2 separate regions of the Homo sapiens genome follow, and region 1 is linked to region 2. The links are chromatin contacts, found by Hi-C in ENCODE. All regions are on one chromosome and are shown on one strand. The core of a region is the stretch at or near the end of the contact, and the rest is flanking DNA. Distances in the headings are between cores, read along the strand shown. Region 1 overlaps OTUD7A (OTU deubiquitinase 7A). Region 2 overlaps OTUD7A (OTU deubiquitinase 7A).

What was found. A loop is a pair of places that touch in the nucleus more often than their neighbours do.
Region 1: a map of left cardiac atrium shows a loop between it and region 2 (6-fold over the local background). The contact joins two enhancer-like sites. A Hi-C loop is called at or near these places in 7 of 168 maps with a recorded cell type or tissue (GM12878, IMR-90, Right ventricle myocardium inferior and 3 more).

The regions. Positions count from the first base shown.
Region 1 is chr15:31,553,085-31,555,784 of GRCh38, reverse strand. The region is part of intron 5 of OTUD7A (OTU deubiquitinase 7A); the gene reads left to right. Among named protein-coding and RNA genes, the nearest start is that of KLF13, 230 kb to the right of the region's middle. RefSeq lists an enhancer at 894-1,477. Within about 2 kb of position 1,312, at least 2 of the 41 ENCODE cell types and tissues checked have a DNase peak (open chromatin) inside an H3K27ac peak, as active enhancers do.
Region 2 is chr15:31,488,822-31,491,521 of GRCh38, reverse strand. All of the region lies in intron 10 of OTUD7A (OTU deubiquitinase 7A), which reads left to right. Among named protein-coding and RNA genes, the nearest start is that of KLF13, 160 kb to the right of the region's middle. RefSeq lists a silencer at 1,402-1,552 and an enhancer at 1,058-1,707. Within about 2 kb of position 1,346, at least 7 of the 41 ENCODE cell types and tissues checked have a DNase peak (open chromatin) inside an H3K27ac peak, as active enhancers do.

The DNA.
Region 1 (2,700 bases), core at 63-2,562, 64 kb before region 2:
GCTGGGTGATAGCATGAACCTGACCCCTGCCCACCATCCATCTGACTCCTCCGAACTCCTTTCCTCTGCTCTCAAGCGAGGTCTTAGACTAGGTCATTTCTCAGTGCCCTGCTATGCTCAGACTCACGTGAAGACCCTCAGCCGGCCAGTGCTAAAGGGTCTCCCACAGCCCATCTGGGTGAGGAGTTTGGTCACTGGAAAGCACTGGCAGCTCCTGTACCTTCCACCCCACAGCCAGGCTCTGCTCCCGTGGCCCCCACTGTCACAGTCCACTTTTCCATCATGAAGTGGCCATCCAAGAAAGCTGCTCAGTATTGCTGGGTACAAAGGGTAAATGCCTCTTCCTAATAGCTTAGTGCTTAGAATCTTTATGAATAAACTATTTATATGCAATATTATTTTACTGAATACATGAGAGATTGAAATACAGATGTCAAAAAATTATTTAGTAAAAAAAAAATCCATTTGTTTAAGGGACAGTTCTAGCTGTGCTTGGCAGGAAACATTATTTCTGTCATAAGACTTTGGGTGGAGGACTTCCTTTTCCCTTGGACAGAACATGAACCCAGGGCTCAGGTGGTTCTGAAAACTGGCAAACAGTGGCCTTCACTCAGTTAACATTGCCCACCATCCAGCTGTCCATCCTGGGGCCTGATTCCACTCTCCTGGGGCCCTGCGTGGTATCTGCCTGGCCTCCCGAGCCACATAGGCAGCCCCGTCTATTTTTGAGGCCTCTGTGTCAAGTGGGGTGCCAGTCTGAACTCCCATAAAACCCACAGATCTGGGAGACTGGTCTTCCCCAAGTCTTCAAACCCTGGAAAACACAACCCACTCCCACCTCATGACAGTCTCAGGGCAACAGAAGGGCCGGATCATCTGGGCCTAAAACCAGCTGACCTCCTGAGAGGAAGGGAAACACCTTTCGTTCTTTAATGACTAGCCTGCCATTGAGAAGGCAAGAAACCACTCCTTTTGCCATCAGCTGATCCTGCTGCATTTACACAGGAGATGGCTCGGAGACCGGGGTCTCTGGGTTGGGAAGTATCATCTGCTGCCTGTGGCAGCAGCTAACCACCATGTGGGTGAGATGGTGTGGTTCTTCAGTGTGTCTGGGGGCAGAGGGCAGAGGCATTTTTGTGTAATGCAGGAGTCACTGCATACATGGGAGATGGAAACGCATGTTGAAAAATCTCTAGGCACACCTTTGAGTTGTGCTCCAGGGGAGGATAATTGGATTGAGGGGAATCTGCCAGAGAATGGTAAGTTACAGAGGAGGCTTGTGGGCTTCTGAGTCAGCCCGACCCTGGCTTGAGGCCCGGATTGGCAGGGGGAGCTTGGCCACGTCACTTGGCCGGCTGGAGCCTCACTTCCTTCCCTCTGAAAGTCAGAGATGTGTAACGGCGGCCAAATGGAGACAGATTGACCCAGTGTCAGCCTGTGTTGAATGCCCACGAAATGCCCCATCCAGGTCTGGGGCTACCTCCACACTCCAGGCAGATGAAACCCCTGCCCTCAGGGAGGTGAAATTCCAGTGGAAGAAAGCCGATGAACAAGGGGAGCATGAAAATGAAGTGGGGCCTCAGAGGCTACTCTGGGGAGGTTAGGAAGGAGAGGGAATCCCGGGATGCCGCTGGAGGGCAGGGAGGGAGGCAGCAACAGACACCTGCGGGCCTGGCTTTCCTGGCAGAGGGAGTCTAACATCAAAGTCTTGGCATATTTAAGGAAGCCAGTGTCACCTGAGCTGGTGGAGCGAGGGTGAGAGGATTTGGAAAGGAGGGCAGGAGAATGGGAGCCGGGCGCTAGGGAGCCTCGTCCTTTAGGCTTCACTGAAGGTAGATAAGCAGCCCCTGGAGGGTTTTGAGCCGGGGGCTGACGCGTCTTGATTCACATCTGACAGATTCTGGCTGCTGGAGAATGGACTATGGGGTGGTAAGAGAAGAAGCTGGAAGAGCAGGGAGAGGCAGTTGCTCCAGACCAGGGCAGAGAGAGACGGCTGGCAGGGTCGTGGGGGTGGTAGTGCAGGTGAGGGGCAGTAGAGAGACACGGCTATGGGGTACGTTTTGAAGGCAGACCTACAGGCCTTGATGATGGAGGGCTGGGGCTCTGGCAGGCAGGGAAGAGTCCAGCATGGCCCTAAGAATGTTACCCTGAATATGGGGGTAGATAATGTTGCCTGAGGAGATGCAGACCCCTGGAGGAAGGGCAAGAAGAAGAGGCCAGCACTGTCAGGCAAAGCCCGAGACTGTAGTGAGACTTGTAAAGTTGCTGCCCAGATGAACATGAGGGTCTGGAGTCAGAGAGAGCCCTGCGTTGGGGATGCAGATGTGGAGTTAGTGCCCTAAAGTGAAACCCGTGGGATCCCGGAGTGAGCTCCTCGTAGGACCCTCCCACCATGCCCCCAACCTGGCTCCATGCAGTGGTGAGCATGAGTTGGACACACTTGTCTGGAGCATGGACAGAAAACAAGCTTTCCAAAGACTCAGGCTGGGGCCCTACAGTATTGAGGGCTGAGGAACAGAAGAAGGAGCCAGCAGAAGAGACTGGGAATGTGCGGGCCTGGGAATCAGGGCGAACCAGCGGTGGATAGTGACCCTGACGCCCAGGGTGGAAGGTGTTTCAAGAAGGGAGCAATCAGTGGTGCCAAATATGCCAGTAAGTCAGTGTGCACTAGAAACTGACCGCTGGGTTTGACTGTGAGGG
Region 2 (2,700 bases), core at 97-2,596:
ATTGTCACACAGCTCTTAGATGCTGTGTTCAGTTTCCCACCTCCTTTTTTTCTGTTTCAGTTTGTGTCATTTCTAGTAACCTATCTTGAGGTTTACAGATCAGATTCTTTGCTCAGCTATATCAAGTCAACTGACCAGCCCCTCAAAATCATTCTTCACCTCTATTATGGTGTTTTTCATTTCTAGCATTTTCATTTCTTTCTCATAGATTTGTTCTGTATGCTGAAATTAACCATCAAATCTTGCATGGTATCTGGCTTTTCTATTAGTCCTTAACTTATTAATCAGTTATTTTTAATTCCTTGTCTGATAGTTTCAACACCTGTGTCATATCTGAGTCTTGTTCTATAAACTGCTTTGTCTTTTATCAATGTGTTGGGTTTTTTTTTTTATCTTTCCTTTCGCCTCATAGGTTTTTTGTTGTCGTTGCTGAAAGCCAGGCATCTTGAGTAGGACAGTAAAGACTGCAGTAAATCACTTTTATTCCTGGAAAGAAGCATGCCTTTCCTTTTGCTAGGTTTTCAGAGTCTAGGTTTGGACCAGTCTAGTTATGATAGCCCAGGAAGGTCACCCCCATCCCCAGATCCAGGGATACAGTGCCTGCCTAAGACAGATGCTTAATCAGAGTAACAGAAGATGACCCTTAGTGCACCCAGTGTTTGTTGCCCTACACTCTGCAGTTTAAGCTTTTATTCCTTGGTAGAGGTAGGATGGAAATATCTATGGAGACACTCTCTTAGAACTCCTGCCAGTCTTTTTTGGGAGAACCAGGTAGGTCCTGTGGAGAGGAGCCTGCAGGTGCATGTGAATTTCCTTTATATCTTCAGCCCCCAGGGTTCCATATTATTTCACTAGCTGATACTGTTCCTTTACCAATTTAACCATTTTAGCTGAATGATTCTTACTGGGGTCCAGCTGAATTGGCCCTTCTTAAGCTCATGTCTGTCTCTCCTTGGAGGCACCTGTCTTTCCTTAGATATTGGATAAGTCGGTTTCCCTGTGACTTCAGCTGTCTGGTGGGTTAAAGATAAGTTGTGAATTTGCAGTTTGACTGGAATGTTTTCATGGTGGAACAATGCTCTTCCAGCTTTTCACATCGGAGACAAAAACCAGAAATCTTGATTTTTTTTTAGAAAATAAGTACTCAGAATATATTCAGGCTAGCATGAGATGATGCCTATATGTTTCCAGGCTAAAAGACATACAAGAGGCCTTTCAAAAACAAAAACAAAACACCTTTCCGGCCTTTTTAGGCTCATTTTGAAAAGCAGTTGCTGTTCTAGACATTTACCACCAGAGGGCAAGCCGCTGCATGGCTGCTCCTCACTGGTAAAGCCAGGTTTCCAATAGGGAAATGTCAGGGTGTACAGTTGAGAAGCAGAGGCATCCTGAGCAGCCGCTGCTCACGAGGAGGACCTGTTTTCATGGCCTCCTGGCCGGAACTGTCCCTGGGCTCTGCAGCCCCAGCCCTCACCACAGGCCGCAGTTGACCCTCTGCAGAAAAGCCTTCCTTTGAGCCCCTCGGTGTCTTCAGTTGTGAGCAGGCATGTCCGTAGAGCCTCTCAGTACCTGGCCCTTCACCCCAGCCAGATCTAGGCCGCAAGGCTGCTGGACCCTTCTAGGTGGACAGGCACTAGCCCCTTCAGGGGTATTCCCACCGTGCACTGGAGCCCTGGGCAGCCCAAGGAGTCCATTCCAGCCCTGCTGTTGAGGGGAGGAGTCCCCAGGAACCCCATGATAGGGAAGTGAGGGTGACTGTCTGGGGTGCCGTCTTAGCTTAGGTGGTTTATCTGAAACAAACAAACCAAAATCACAGTGACTTAACACAGTGGAAATCTAAAAGGAGTGTTCTCAATTGTCAGGCAGCTCTTCAGTGGAGATCTGCTGTCTTCTGCAGGCACCATGGAAGGGGAGTGGGGAGAGACACCCCCATGCCTGAGCACATCACCCAGCACTTCCCACATTGCTTCTGCCCACAGACCATGGATGCCACTAGGTGCCTGTTCCCCCTAAATCCTGGGGCCGGGGTGGCTAAGACATGGAGTGGTGGCTGGGCTGATGTTCTCCAACAGCAATTCTACCCTGGGAAGCGGGTGGACAGCCAGACCCAAAATGTCCAAGTTGCACCCACAGGAACTGCTTCTAACAGATTATTCTTGTTCTAGAACAATATTTCCTGAATTTGCTTGATTTTAAAAGCCACAGGAGATGCTTATTTAAAATGTTGCTTTTTGAGTCCCTTTCCTGGACACTTTGGTTTGGCCCATCCATTCATGGGGGCTTGGAACTCCCAGGAGCTGCACTGCTCTATTCTGGGAAACATTGTGGATGGGGAGAGCCTGTGCCACCCCCTGCCCCATGAGTAAGAAGCGAGGCTAACCCCTTCTCTGTTTGTGTAGTGACTCATAGAACTATGGGACAGGCTGCTGGGCACCACCCAAGGGAGACCTGTCCCTGAGCCAGCCCTGCAGCCCTCCCTGGGTGTGTCTGCCCTGCAGCTCAGATCTGGAAAGGGTGGCCACGTCAAGGCAGAACCCAGCAGGCTGCAGCAAAGCCAGGCCAAGCCACCCCTGACCTCTCAAATCAGAGCACTGCACTTTCCAATCCCAAGCCAGATTAATGAAAAGCCCGGAGCTGGTCATTGGTCAGCAAAGCTGCATTTCCCTTATTGGCAGCTTGGGGAAGCTGGAGAAGAAGAGG